Linked DNA regions of Homo sapiens: region 2 is linked to region 1. A link is an interaction called in ENCODE POLR2A ChIA-PET data of the cell type or tissue named here. Cell type or tissue: OCI-LY7. All regions are shown on one strand. Each heading gives the region's core, and the rest is flanking DNA. Links, peaks and the distances in the headings are about the cores only.

Region 1 (7,792 bases), core at 1,231-5,230:
CTGGTAGTTCTGAGGCTCAGTCGTTTCATCCTATCCCCCATTCCACTCATGTGAAAAATGGAAAACACGGGGCTTTGGGACCACAGAACTGAATTTGCACCCTGGATCTGCACATATCTCTGACCTTGGGCAATCATAATCTCTAAGCCTTAGTTCCCCATTTTCTACAAATGGGGGTGATGGTGCTGGAGTGGTGCTTAAGTGAGCCAAAGGGAAGCCCCTGATGCCAAGTGGATACATACAATTTTAGCTCCTCTTCTCTTCCTTGTGCCCTTTTCTGCCCCAAGACTGAGGCTCTGGCCCTGCTCTGCACCTGTTTCTGTTGCTACTGCCTACAGGGAGCCCAGAGGTGGGGACACAATCTCATTGATAACAAGGGACTGAAAATAGATCTTAAAAACCCTAGAGCACCTCACTGAGTCTTTCTTTTTGATGGAGTAAAAACTACTGAAGGAACTCAGAAACAAAGAGAGTTTTGGAAGGAATGTAGACATATGTCTGAGAATACTTAAGACTCTTCCTCTGTGGGGGTTTCTAGAGCTTGCAGGCAGGTGACACAATGAGTGGACGGGGCTGGAGAAACTGTGGGAGGTAGAATTCTAAGAGGACCTTTGCCACTTGGTGTTACTTCTGTGATTAGTTCTACGGCAAAAAGGGGATCATCTGGGTGGGCCTAATCTAATCACAGGAGCTCTGGAAAGGTGGCAAATTCTCTCTCACTGGTGGCAAAAGAGGAAGTCCAAGGGCTTCCAAGCATGAGAAGCATCCAACTTCCACATGCTGTTGCTGGCTTGAAGATGGCAGGGCACACAGCAGGAAAGTGGGCTCTGTAGAAGCTGACAGCCAGCAAGGAGATGGGGACCTCAGTCCTATAGCCACAAGGAACCAAGTTCAACCAACAGCCTGAATGAGCTTGGAAGCAGATTCTTCTCCAGAATGATTGTGTGAAACCCTAATCAGGGATCCAGCTGAGCCCACCTGAACTTCTGTTCTAGAGAACTGAAAAGCAGTAAATGGGTGTTGTTTTAAGCTGCTCAGTTTGTGCTGGTTTGTTATAGCAGCAATACAAAACTAATACAGGACAGCAATGCACTAGAGACTGGTGAGGACTGTGGTATACTGGAGATGTACATGCCATCTAACTGTGGAAGCCACTAGATAGCTACAACTGAGTGTTGTCATGCAGGAGGCTCTGCAGAAGAAACCCAATGTTTCTGGATTTTTGCATTTTTTGAGACCAAAACTTAGGACTGTGTGAAATATATTGGCTTTTAAAAAAAAAAAAAAAACATATCTGCTGGGTAAATACACTTGTGATCCCTTCACTAAAGCACAACCCACCTTGAATAGAGAATTTCCTACATTTATTCTGAGATGTTGCCTAGTTTAAAGTATCTTGCCTTCCCACTGTACACACAGTGAGGATAGTGTTTCTCTTGAAGTATTGACTTGCAATCAACAAGGAGATTCTGAGGTTTTGTTGGGGACTAAGTGAGGGCTTTGGGAGATGATAGGAGGTTCCCAGCCTTTTGGATGTGTGATGAGGTTTCACGCCATGCTTGGGAAGAGAAAGCATAGATTCCTTTATTTCTCAACAGCCAGGCTGACCGCCATTCTAGGCCTCCATCCTCTTAGGTGGGTGGGTAGGAAATGGAATTGTAGTTCAACCCAGCAATCTCACCCAACCCAATCATTTGTGTTTTCTTGTATCTCAGCCTCTTTTACATGACTCTGGTGACCCAATGTTTGGCATTCTGCTTTTTCCTCTTCCACTCCAGAAATTGGCTCTTTCTATGGGGGTAGTGTGGCTTATGAGACTCTGGCTCTGTCCCTTGGATCCAGGGGGTGCACTGTGAATCCTGGCTTGTCCAAGCGTGGAGTGGTGGTGTAGGCTCAAGAATGGCTGTTCTAGGCCACTCTCTAGAATAGCGACCACCGAGGTACAGTAGTTGTCATTTGGCTATTTTGGACCAATATAGCAGGACTCAACTGCTGGAGTTCACAGTCCTGGCCATTTTCCTCTGTCCGCAAGTCCCTGACCACTGTCACCACTGTATCCAACTCCAAACCTCTGTTCTCCCATGGGACCTCTTGCCCCCGTCCCACCTCCCTGCCTCCTTAGACTCTGGTCTGTATGTGCCACTGACATGAAGGGGAGGACTGCCCCAGGCCTCCCTGCATGGGAAGCTGGCCACTAGCTTGGAAGGTCTCTTGGTTCTACATACCTACCTGTTGTTTCTAGACCTCTACCCTCAGTCTCCCTTGGGCTGGAAGTAGCAAGCTTTTCTTTTCTTTCCTGGGGAATGCCCCTGCTGGAAGGAGCTGGCTAGTGACTCCCCAATATCATATCTGCATTCTCAACTGTAGCCTCAAATATAAGCTGTAGAGATGGAGATGTATGGGATTTACCAATAAGGTAACAGAAATTCGAAAGTGTTTCAGGAGTAAATGCTCATTACACATGTGATAGTTTCCGTCATTAGATGACCAAATGCACACGAAGCAATCTGAGAAAATCCCCGTGCTAATGGGGGTTCCTGGGCAATAAGAGGGCCCAGGCAACAGGCTTGAGTCATGGGGGACGGTTCACAAAGGGGTTGGTGGGATAGGGGCTTGGCCTTATGGGCGGGTTGAATGTAGAAAGCACTTGAGCAATTAATTCAGTTCAACACTAAGTCCCATCAACATCAGCCATCCTGACTTCCTTTCACTGGCTGTAACCCTCTTTCCAAGCCCACTGATAGCCCCAGGAGCTTTAACACAGGAGCTGAATATGAGTCACTCTGACCCATTTCCGTTTCAGGTGTGAAATTAGGATGGAAACTTAATCAAATTGCCCTGAGACTTTAGATGTCACCCAGCAGAACATCGGGCCTCCCATCCCCACCGCCCTGGTTTCTGAAGCTCACTGCAGTCAGTCGCATGATTGTCTTCAGAGCCCTCCTTTTGTGCTGTGTGCTGCAGACATTGCATATATGTGCACAGGCAAGTGTAGCCAGTAAAAATAGGAGCGTGTATCTCTGGGTGACATGGGTGCAAAGAATAACCTAGCCAGCCTTAAGAGAAGGGTGATCAGAAGGCAGCAAGGGTGCAAAAGTTCAGATCAGACCCAAAGTACGACTTGATGGGAGGAATAAGTCCTAGCGTTCTATAGCACTGTAGGGTGACTGTAATTAGCAACAATTTATTGTATATTTTCAAATAGCTATAAGGAGAATACTGAATGTTCCCAACACAAAGAAATCATAAAGATTTGATTTCTTTGGCATGGGTGCAGTGGTTCATGCCTGTAATCCCAGCACTTTGGGAGGTCAAGGTGGGCAGATCACCTGAGGTTGGGAGTTTGAGACCAGCTTGACCAACATGGAGAAATCCTGTCTCTACTAAAAAATACAAAATTAGCTGGGCTTGGTGGCACATGCCTATAATCCCAGCTACTTGGGAGGCTGAGACAGGAGAATTGCTTGAGCCCGGGAGGCAGAGGTTGCAGTAAGCTGAGATTGCACTGTTGCACTCCAGCCTGGGCAACAAAAGACAAGAGTGAAACTTGATCTCAAAAAAAAAAAAAAAAAAAAAAAAGATTTGAGATGATGAATATGCTAATTACCTTGATCTGATCACTATACATTATATGTATTGAAACATCACTATACCCCAGCAATATGTATAATTATTACGTGTCAATTAAAAAAACTTATTTTTGGCTGGGCGTGGTGGTTCACACCTGTAATCCCAGCACTTTGGGAGGCTGAGACAGGCAGATCACTTGAGGTCAGGAGTTCAAGACCAGCCTGGCCAACATGGAGAAACTCTGTCTCTACTAAAATTACAAAAATGAGCCAGGTGCATTACAGGTGCATGCCTGTAACCCCAGCTACTAAGGAGACTGAGCAGGAGAATGGCTTGAACCTGGGAGGCGGAGGTTGCAGTGAGTTGAGATTGTACCACTGCACTCCAGCCTAGGCGATAGAGTGAGACTCTGTCTCAAAAAAAAAAAACAAACACACACACACACACACACACACACACACACAAAAAAAAAACATATTTTTAAAAAGACTAGGCTGGCTTTGTAGCCAGACAATCTGGGTTCAAATTCCAGATTTGACTCTACTACTATCGAGTTGTGGAATCAGAGGCAAGTTGCTTACCCCTCAGAGGCTCAGTTTCCACATCTGTAAGATGGGAACAGGACAAGTACCTGGTTGTGTAGACTAAAACATGAAAATGCATGCAAAATACATTGTGCCTCCTCTGGCACAAAGTAAGCACTCAATAAATGACTGTTGTTGCTATTTGAAATTGTACCATTTGTGCTATGAGCAGATCAGACTAGTCTTTTGAGTTGGGAAGTTGTATTGATGTTAAGAACTTTCATGGGGATTGAAAATCGGGGATTTAGTCTCTTCAAATGGCCTCTTTTAATGTATATGGAGGAAGGGACAGAGGGAAGAGTGAGATTTAGACAAGTCAATCCTGATGATACTTCCACTTCTTTTGCAGTTTCTAACTTCAAAAAAAAAAAAAAAGCGTAGTGTGTGTGTGTGTGTGTGTGTGTGTGTGTGTTGGGGGAGCAGGAAGGAGATTAGCAGGAAGAAAAATAAAAGGGGAAAAAGAGCTGGGCTAAATGGAGTGTTGCAGTAAGTGAGTGAGAGAGTGAAAGTGACTAAATGTCCCATGTCTCAGGGTGCAGGGATGGAGGGATTATAAATAGCTCTGTTCATATGCTTAGTTCTGTTGAAACCAGAGATTTGTCTTTGACCTGCCTTTTTTCTTTTTCTTTACTCTAAACTCCAATTCTGCTTAATCTTTCTTGAATCACAGATTATTTTAAGAATCTAATGAACCTCTCTCAGAAAACTGTGCATCAGGATATACACACAACAGTTTTTATAAACAGTCCAGTATTAGCAGTTTCCCAGATTCCACATTAAACACCATTAATCTTATTTTAGACCATTTTTTATACCCGAACCAAACTCTGAATGATGAATAGGCAAGCTCCTATGCATGCTTCAGAACCCAGCTCAAACGTTCCCTCTCCAGCAAAACTTTCTTCCATGCCCAAATCGGTTGGGCAGCCCTTCCTTCATGGTTTCATTGTTTATCACTTTCTGAGATCTGCATTCCATAATCACGCCTTTCCTGATTGGTCTCCTCTACTAGACTGTGAGCTCTTATTCATCTTTCTTACTCATTTTTTGGTCCCAGTGCCTAGCACAGAAATGTTGAAGGAACAAAGTATAAATGAAGATAATGAGTTCCCTACTTGAAATGCAAAGCAAGCCGTCTCTACCTTCTGCAAATGCGAGGAAAAAATAGGAAGCCATATCTGATGGGACTTCTTTTGGGGGCTCTGCCAATCTGCTGGGACAGCTGCAAGCCAGCCTGCAGAACTAGCATCCGTTTTGGCTTCTAGAAGATAAGGGGCTGTCAACACAAGTGGAATGATGGGGAGGAACTCGTGGAAAGTAGCATTGCCTCTGAGATTTCCACCATGATTAGATCAGGGATTGTGTGATTGGAAGTGTGCTCACGGGGAGGGATGCTTGAGGTTCCAGGCTGATTATGTTAGGGAACAGCCCTGGTCCCTGGGTGGCCAGGTGTCAGCCATCCTTCAGGTACCCAGGGATAACTTCCCTGATGAAGGGCAGCAACGGGTACCTGCTCTGTGGGACAACAGAGCTCCATCTTTCCCTAGAGGTGTGAATGGGAAGCCCCTTGCCCAGACTCCCAGGGGTACCATTTGGATCAAGTGTCAGCCCCACCAAAGCTCTGATCTGTCCTGAGATAGGAGCAGAGACTCAGCCACAACTTGGAGACCCTGAGCTTGGAGGATATAAGGGGAGCAGCTGCCTGAAGGGCTTTAGGGTCTCTGGGCTGGAAACTCTTCCCTATAGCACAGATTTCTCAGGAGGGCCATGAATATTTTGGCTCGGTTACAGAGAACACATTCAGCAGGCTTCGGAGGGAGCTGATTTTCCATTTCCCCATGAGGGATCTCAGGAGGGCAGTAAAGCTTCTTCTGAAATTATTTAACTTAAAAGCTTCTGATGAAGATCAGGCACACTGCCTTGCACATAGCACTCTAACCCGTCAGAAGTTTCCCACGGATCTCATTTTGCTCCTAATTACAGCACGGCAACATAGGTTGGAAGGTATCTCTCAGCTCCACCATTTTAAAGACAGATAGCTTCGCTTTATTTGCTGCTGAGAGGATATTGTCTTAAAATTTTAAGTTGGTTCAAGCCCCAAAGCCTTCAAAAGACCCAGCTTTAGCTCTTTGTTCTCACACAAAGGGCTGCCTGGTCTTTGTGGAGTGAGTTGTGAAGGCCTCCCCAGAAGACTCAGGCCAGTCCTCGTGTGCTTTCTGCCACTCACCCGTGGTCACACTGCATCACATTGACAGATGCGGCAACCCTCCAAGACAGCCATTTCTGGATGCAGGGACAGAGCCCTCAGGGGGGCGAGCTGAGCATGGAGCCGTGGCGTGATGGTTCACAGTCCTGGATGGATGCAGCAGAGTGACCCTCACCCATCATACCCGCATGTGCACAGAAAGCCCCTCCCGTTCCTCTACCACCATTGAGAGCACCAGGGGACTTTGCCAGACCTCTCCCACCACTTGGGAAATGTTTGGGGCTTGGCAAAACACAAAACATACTTTCTCAGGCACTTCTTGTTTTCATGGTTTTCATTTTTCACTGCCTGTTAATCTGGAGTGAAATAGAGTCCATATGTTCCAAGTCCCTTTGCCTAATTCTCTGCAGCATGATTTTTATCTCTGAAATTGTTTGAAGTCCCAAAGTTTTTGATCTTTTTGCCTCAGAAAGTGGGCACCACATTTTGCCACAAGAGGATGTAAACCTGAGACCTAAAGAACGTGTGTTGGCCTGGTGCTCCCAGAGGTGTGTGGACTCAGCATGGGACAAGTGGCTCCCTTGTCTTTTCAGGGAAGTTGTTCACCTAGGAGTAAGAAAGTGCAGATGGCCTCCTTAGGCTGTGCACAGTGACCTAGGGCAGTATTCTTTTCTCATGGCAAAAGGGGGAAAGCCTTTGTAGGTTTCTCCATTAGGAAATTAGCCATGGCTGTAAAGGGCTTATAAGAAAACAGGGCCTCTGCCTCTGCCTGAACCCCTCATTTTCTGTCTTCCCGGTAGAATCTACTTACCCTCAAGTCAAAGAAATGTCATAGCCACGTGCTTAGAGAAGAGTGCAAGACTGCCTCTACTTATTTCCTACATTAAATGGGAGAGAGTGCTTTTCTCTAAAGAGCCATTTTGGTGCTTTCTCCTATGCTAAGACAGATGATTGTCATGAGAAGATCAAATACCTGTGGTATTTGCTGGAGAGCCGAGTCCAAAGCCCAGGCTGACAGACAGGCAGTTTGCAGAACAGGTACCTGTGTGCTTTCTTCGGGAGAAATCCCAGCATACAGTGAATGGCATCTGACACACCCAGGATTGTGGGGTATGTCAACCACACACTCAGACAATGCAAGTTCCCTTTACGTTGCACGTGGTTTTAGGGATGAGAGGAATGCTCTGTGCCACACTAATCCACCTACACACATACATACATACACACACACACACATAAACACATATACACACACACACAGTGTCTGACTAGAAGTCTATACTTAGAATTGTGCTCCTTTAGCAAGAACCTTTTGATAGCGAAGATTTGGGTGGGGAAAAGCTGGAAAAAGAAAAAACCTGAGGATCTTGAGGATCTCAGAGTGGGCTTTTCAGAAGCCCACCGAGAGAGGTAGGGTAAGGGAAGACTGTCC
Region 2 (7,792 bases), core at 1,335-5,334, 750 kb before region 1:
TTGTTCATGCCAATCATCTCTCTTCTATTAGCATCCCGTGGGGCCTGCTGGACCTGGAAGAGGTACCATTACAAGCTCTGAGTTCATGTCCTCTGAAGAACTCCACACCTAGGTTCTAGAGGAGGCAACTTAACTCAGGCCTGGTACCCCACGATCATGGAGACTGGCTCTGATAGGCACGTGACCCAGTCAAAGTCCCTTGAGAATAATCAGACATAAGTTGAGATATTTGAAGAGAAACACAACCTTCTCCTTTGCACTTGCTTCTGGAAGGATATACAGGTTGAGCATCCCTAATCCAAAAATCTGAAACACTTCTGCTCCCAGGCATTTCAGATAAAGGATGTGCAACTTGTCCAACTCTGTAGTTACTGGCTGTGATCTGGCTGCTATGTAGAGGTTGGACACAGAACCAATGTAAAGGAAGGCAGAGTTGACAGATGGAAAGTCACCAAGTCCTGGGGACATTCATGAACCTCTAAGCCTAGCTATATTCATTTGCCAGGGCTGCAGAGCACCACAAACTGGGTGGCTGAAACAATAGAAATGTATTCTCTCACAGTTCAGGAGGCCAGAAGTCCAAAATCAAGGTGTTGCCAGGGCCAAGCTCTCTGAAGGCTTTAGGGGAGAATCTGTTCTGTGCCTTTCTCTTAGCTTCTAGTGGTTGCCAGCAGTCCTCGGCGTTGCTTGGCTTGTAGACACATCACTCCAATCCCTGTGTCTGTCTTCAAATAGCTTTCTCCCTGTTGTCTGTGTCAGTGTGTGTTTTCTCCTATCAGGACATCATTCATACTGAAGTAGGGCCCACCCTAGTCAGGTAGCACCTCATCTCAATTTGATTACATTTGCAAAGACTCTATTTCAAAATAAAGTCACAATCACAAGCATCAGAAATTAGAACTTCTGATCTTTTGGGGGGGGCACAATTCAAGCCACAACGCCATCCATAACTGAAATGTGAACTGTATTTTGATTTTTCAATTTTTTCCCATTCCAATTATATATAAGCCAATATATTTCCTTCTCTTTAGGCTAGTTTTGATTGGATTTACAATCCCTCACAACTGAAAGACTCCTAATGATAAGGCACCCCGCACCACCATGTAAATAAGGTTGGTACGTAGGGGGCTATTGGCACATGGCTCCAGCCTCGAGGCCAGTCCTGCTTTGTCCCCTGGGCTTACATGCCTCCCACTCCTTGGGGAATGAGACCTCAAGGCCTGATTTGAATCAGAACCTCTGTTCTCCAGAACTGCTGGTCCAAGGTGATTATGAACTGTTTATGGAAACCAGCATCCTTCTTTTCCTAAAGGTTTTCCCTATGTGGACCCATAATCCTAGGCAGCTACCAGCTCTTCTAGAATCGGTAACCTCAATTCTATCGGTAATACCGATTCTAATCGGTAACCCCGAGGACTGCTGGCAACCACTGGAAGCTAAGAACTGGAACACTTCTCCAAATTGTCCCAATTTGGGATATGCAGTAGACTGGTCCTCCAAGAAAGCATCAAGTGATATTAACAAGCCTTGGGCTCCCAAGTCTGTACTAGTCCCACATGACACACACGGAAATTTTACCCAAATACACCTCAGTGCAAAACAAAACAAAATGAAAAACAAAAACATGCTTATGAGTATAAAAGAATCTTAGGGAAGTATTTTCTGCCCAGCTCTATTTTGAGCTAATGATTGTTGATACAAAATTTAGGGTTATTCCAGGAGTAGCCAGGAAGGGATTACGGAAACATCTTTAGAGGGAGGAAACTTTTTTTAGGTAATCAATCTGCTTTTAGTCTTGCCCTACATAAAACTTTCCCTTATGTCACTGAGACCTTCTCCAAACTTCCTCTTCTTTGTGTAGTGACATTGCCAAGTACGTAGCTAAGACAATCCAGTCCTCATGTGACTCAGGTTCCCCCTTTTATTAATGGAAAACAAGTTGGTTTTTTTGTTTAGCTTTTTTTTTTTTTTTTTTCAATTTAACTCTCAGCTGCTTTCTTCCTCCCTCCCCATTATCAAGCTAAAAGATTTTGGCAACTTGTGCTCTGTTCCACTATTGTCCAAAAATCTCAGTGATCCACCATTCTCATCTAGATGAGACTTCTTCTATAGCCACTCAGAGGCGGCCTCATTCTTCCTTGCCCACTCCTCCGCAGAACTACATGGACAGGACTGGTGACCAAGAGGAAAAGAAGGAAAAGAATGAAGTCTCCCTCTGAGACTCATCTTCTAAGATGAATCATATTCTATCCAACACCAGGAGAAATATGCTTTGCTTTAGGCATATTTTGCATTATGCCATTGTCTTTGCTTAAAATCCTTCAGTGAGGCCGGGCGTGGTGGCTTACGCCTGTAATCCCAGCACTTTGGGAGGCTGAGGCAGGTGGATCACCTGAGGTCAGGAGCTCGAGACCAGCCTGGCCAACATGGTGAAACCCTGTCTCTACTAAAAATACAAAAAAGTAGCCGGGCATGGTGGTGGGCACCTGTAATCCCAGCTACTCAGGAGGCTAAGGCAGGGGAATCGCTTGAACCTTGGAAGAGGGGGTTGCAGTGAGCTGAGATCACACCACAGTATTCCAGCCTGGGCGACAAGAGCAAAACTCTGTCTCAAAAAAAAAAAAAACAAAAACAAACAAACAAACAAAAAATCCTTCAATGGCTCCTTACTGCCAAAAGGATAAAGGTCAAGTCATTGTTGCTGGGCATTCAAGGCCCCTCACAATCTGTCTCTAGCCTACTTTCTAATGTTATCTCTCAGCCATATCTGCTGTTTAAGTCTCCCTTCTACATCACTGGTTACCTCAATGGTTCCCAAAAAGTCTTAGTGGATTCCCAGGCCTTTGCTCAAGATGGTCCTCTGGCAAAAGTTCTACATTGATCCTGAGATGGCCAATGCCAGGCCCAGGATGGGGCACACATTTGGGACTTAGAAGTATCTACTAAACAATGAAAGTGTAAATATGAGAGACATCTGAAAAGCAACTTTACATCTTTCATGGTTTGACCTAGGGAGGAGCCCATAAAAGTGATTCAACCAGGTCAAGTACTATAGGTGCCAATGGGGACAGTACGATTTTTTTTTTTTAATTCTAACATACATTGTTTTCATAATTCAATGGTTCTACATTTAATGTAGAAATGTTTCCTTTTTGTCCTAAAACATGTTCTTAAATCCACCTTACAACAGAATCATTCTGGAATCAAGGAAGCACAGTAAGTGTTCAGTACTGGCTCCTTCCATGGGCTATGAAGGTCTCTGGCTGTACAGATTACATCTGCCCCAACCGCTTATCAACTCTAGGCCCTCCTAAGGCACTCTGCTCTCCTCAGTATCCCTGGTTTTGTAGCTCATTATCACACAAGATGGTAGAGACAGAAAACATAACTCCACCAAAAAGAAGTTTAGCAACATACACGGAAGACAGCCTTGAACTTTTGAAGTGGCCTCACGCAAGCCATTAACCTGCTCTCCAACAGTTTCCTTAGTGTTAATGTCAGAAGCAGAACACTCCATGGATGGCCCATGATCTGCCCCAGCTGGGGCTCTTCTCAATATTATAAAGTCTATTTATAGTAGACTTTTATATGAAGTCACACTCTTACTTCCCTTTTCTCCCTTCCTTTGGAAATCATCTGAAAAGGGCACTTGTCTTGTGATGCTTCACTCTCCTCACCCCCGCAGCATCACCCAGAGATGACACCATATATCCTCTTTCGTTTTGCATCACCCATAGGCTGTCAGGGCTCCTAGCATGATACAAGAAGGCATTGCAACTCTGGGATAAATGATCACTCATTACTATCTTTAGTGATTATCAACCAGGCCCAAAGTACTCCAACCAAAGTCATCCTCTCTCTCCAAACCTACATTAAAGAGAGTGTAGACACAGCGACGCTTTTCATGAAGTCCACATGCAGCCCTTTAATGCATGGCTTTACTCCTCACAGACATGATATTGTGCTATGCCCTTTTATGCTGGAATTTAATCACAGGTCATGGCCAGTGGAAGAAAAGTCATGGATCAAAGTCTATTTGCATATTTTCTCAAAATACCTCCTCAAAGAACCACATCTATTACAACTTTTTTTTTTTTTTTTTTTTTTTTTGGTAGAGACAGGTCTCACTGCATTGCCCAGGCTGGCCTCAAACTCCTGGGCTCAAGTGATCCTCCCATCTTCGCCTCCCAAAATGCTGGGATTACAGGCATAAGCCTCAGCCACCACACCCAGTCTATTACAACTTTAAAAGATAAATCGATTGGCTCATGCCTGTAATCCTAGCACTTTGGGAGGCTGAAGTGGGAGGATGGCTTGAGCTCAGGAGTTGGAGACCAGCCTGGGCAATGTATTGAAATCTTGTCCCTACAAAAAATTAAAAACATAAAAATTAGCCAGGTGTGGTGGTACGCCCTTGTAGTCTCAGCTACTTGGGAGGCTGAGGTGGGAGGATTACTCGAGCCCAGGAAGTCGAGGCTGCAGTGAGCCATCTTCATGCCACTGTACTCCAGCTTGGGAAACAGGGTGACACTCTGTCTCAAAAAATAAACATAAAGCTAAATTGAGCTACTATCCTAATGAATATAATGTATTAACTTTTCTATTTCTTCTCAATCACCCATTATGCCTTAAAAAGTATAAGGGAGGAAGGGATGAGAAGAGGACCCTTTGTTGGATCCCAGTTAAGAGGACATGGTCCATAGAAGAGAAGAGCTGGGCCAACAGGAATTGGGATATCTCTGTCCACTTTTGGCTTCACCTTTAGCCTCTTGCACATGTGTCTATTAAGTCCCCTCTAGCCCATCTCACTGCATCTTTGAAACAGAGAGAACAGAATGAACACTCTTCCTTCCCAACCCTAATGTTGCAAACAGATTGGATGCTGTCTGTTTTGAGTTTTCTGGTCAAAGGCATATGATAAAAAACACATGGTTTACATGGGTCCTTTTGTTAATTACAAGTATCAGTGCCAAATGGACAAAGGCAAGATGCTACATGGTGCCGGAGGATTGAGTGGTGAATAGAATTTTAAATTGTGAGTCATTATAACCATACTTATGATATGCAGACAGCCTGCAGAATGTGCTTCAATCTGGTGGATGGTGAAAACCCACTGCAAGGGACTCTGCTTTCCTTGCCCAGTATGAAGCCCCCTCCTAAGCTGGCAAAACAGGTTTTACAAAGCCAGGGTAGTGATGATGAAGTGAGTAGGATGGGATAAGCTGGTTCTGGTTACCAAAATGAAATTCCTCCCTTTGTGGCTACCCCTCCACTTTGATGAAACATTTTACAAGAAACTTATAGAAAAATGACCAGATGCTTAACATTCTGTAAAATGAAGTATTTTGGCATTTCACCACTGGCCTTGTCTCCAGAACACTCTATCCATTTTTGTTGTATAAGCATAATCAATGAAAAAGTATAATTATTGGGCTGGAAAATAATAAGTATCTACAGAACATGCTGAGAGCTGTTTTAAAAAAAATGCTTAAAGGAACAATATATGTCACTTTCGAGGCACCTGATTCGTTTATTGGTATAGCATAACTCTCCTACCCACGAATCTCAATCACCATTTACTTCTCAAAAAATAACTACGGTATGACTTTTCATTGGCACTATTCCATGGATCAACAGGAAAAAAAGAACGCCTAGAGACTGCTGTCCCTTTTTTTCTTGACAGAGCTTTCAAAGACCTTGGGGGTAAATCTCGCAAGAATTCTGTCCAATAAACAAGCTCATGCGTTACCGAGTTACGTCACCAGCTGACATCCAAGGAGAAGTCCAAGGTTAATTGCTATGGTTTAGTGGACCATTCCAAATGACCCTGTGCAAGAAGCTTTCACTCCAGAACTGTTTGAACTTCACAGCCTGAAATTTCATCTACTTGTTTCATGAGTACTTTTTAATTACTCCCCTGGGGGTATTAATAATGTTTTCTTTATTAAATAGTTACTCTCTGGAAGGGATAGTGGTTTCATGTTTTTCCCCGTTCTTTGAGATAACTAAGTCCCTGCCTGGTTAGCCCAGGGGCACTTTGATTTTCTTTATCTTAAGTTATTAAGGGAGAAAACAGAGATCAAGATAGACCTCTAACAACTCAGGATTTGGAATCAGACTGCTTCGTTCAAATCCCAACTCCACCATTTAGCTAGCTGTGCAAAAGTGGACAAGTTATTTCCCTCCCTAAGGCTCAGTTTCCTCACCTGTAAAGTAGGAATAGTAACAGTACTAATCCCTAAGTCCATTCTTCCGATGGATGGAAATGGATAATGTATGTAAATATTTACCTTGGAGCTTGGCACGTGGTGAGCATTCAAAAATTGTTTTTACAATATTTTTAAAAATACTATTGTTTTGACTATGAGAACAATTTCGGAATTGTTGTGTTCTCTGATCCCACAGTAAGTAAGGTACCAATGAAGTAGGAATATTTAACACCTTACTTTTATACACAATACAATGCTCTGAGGCAGCAGCACCATCCCCGTCATGCATAACTCATGAAGTGCTGGGCTGAATTCACAGAGCACCTTTGCAATTTATAGGGCAAAAATTAGGTGCCGTGAAGAATACACAGAAGTATGGATACAGCCACTGCCCCCCAGGGAACTGACCATCCAGTTAGGAGACACACACACAAAGAGATCACCGCAATGATGCCTTGTACTGTTAAGTGGCCAAAGACGTACAGTTTCTTATAGTATCTTTTATGGTGGGCAGAAGAACGCCCTGCATTTTGGGGAAAGCTACAAGTGCAGAGATTTGCCCCCGTGGTAAGACAGCAAATCAGTGAGAGCTACAGAGTAAGGTTGTAATATCATATTCATTTGGGTTAAAATGGAGGTGCTGTGGTAGCAGTGGCCTGACTTAAAGAAGGACCAGTGATATCAAACAGTAGCTGCTTGGCTTTGGAATGACACCATCATTGCCATCTTAGAATCTGAGAATGTTTCAGTCAAGAGGAAACCTTGAAAAAGCCTCCTTGTCACTCAGTCCACTTACAGTAGGAGCAGCAAGGCCTGTTCTTACACATGCGGGCTCCGGCTCATGCATCCACCTGATGCTCTCAAGGCTGCCAGAGGAAGGAGGAGGAGGGCTAGGGGAGGAAGCCAAGGGTATCCCACAAAGGAGATGACCACTGATAACTACCATGGATGAAATGGCCTAAGTCACTTCTGTGTCTTAGCCTTTCCTTTCAAATTGCCCCCTCCCCCTCCCATGTATCATGGGCATCACAGTCACAAAACACAAGAAATCAGAAGTCTGGAGACATTCCCCCTGTCCAATGCCCAAATCTAGGTCCCTGTTGCTTTCTTCCTGACCTGCTGGCCCACAACCACAGGTGGCCTCCAGAATTAATCCAAATGAGAGTCTCTGCCCTTCCAAAACATCTTAAGTGGATCATTCATCTCAGGCCACCTTCAGTGACAGGAAGGGGATTGAGGTCTGCGGAGAGCAAAACCTAATTCGGCCCTGTACCTGGATGCGGATGGGGTGGGGGAGGCGCGACGGGAGGCTGGGTACTCCAAGTTCAGCTGCGGGAGACGCCCCTCGCCCCCACCTGGCAGCCACAGAGGGTCGCCAGCCTAGGGGAGATGGTTCCTGCTGTCTTCAAATGAGCCCACCAAACCCCAGCCCGTGGGTATCGCAGCACCTACCTTGACCCAGGAGACCGTGTAGGGAACCTGCGGATCCCAGGGGGCGGTGCAGGGCAAGTCCACATCTTCGGAGCAAGCCACCTTCACCTCCGGCGTCGCGGGAGCCAGGCTGTAGGCTACAAGAAAGAGAG

Evidence for each region. Peaks named below come from ENCODE experiments on the same cell type or tissue, not always from the same donor. Only the 100,000 strongest peaks of a DNase experiment are listed, where the experiment ranks them.
Region 2: POLR2A ChIA-PET joins it to region 1 with 6 read pairs; 2 of 35 experiments call an interaction of 5 or more read pairs at or near these places.

What each region holds. Positions count from the first base shown.
Region 1 is chr6:13,370,516-13,378,307 of GRCh38, reverse strand. All of the region lies in intron 1 of GFOD1 (Gfo/Idh/MocA-like oxidoreductase domain containing 1), which reads left to right. Among named protein-coding and RNA genes, the nearest start is that of TBC1D7-LOC100130357, 46 kb to the right of the region's middle. In OCI-LY7, for the core only: no CTCF peak of the experiment used is centred there; a DNase peak (open chromatin) is centred at 2,817; H3K4me3 peaks cover 818 bases; H3K27ac peaks cover 823 bases.
Region 2 is chr6:14,117,935-14,125,726 of GRCh38, reverse strand. CD83 (CD83 molecule) reads right to left here. Exons shown (of 5, transcript NM_004233.4): 2 at 7,662-7,777. Among named protein-coding and RNA genes, the nearest start is that of CD83, 4.1 kb to the right of the region's middle. RefSeq lists enhancers at 3,453-3,782, 3,803-3,862 and cis regulatory regions at 6,658-7,158, 6,626-7,452, 7,023-7,523, 7,689-7,792, 7,528-7,792 and 1 more. In OCI-LY7, for the core only: no CTCF peak of the experiment used is centred there; a DNase peak (open chromatin) is centred at 3,616; H3K4me3 peaks cover 1,990 bases; H3K27ac peaks cover 962 bases.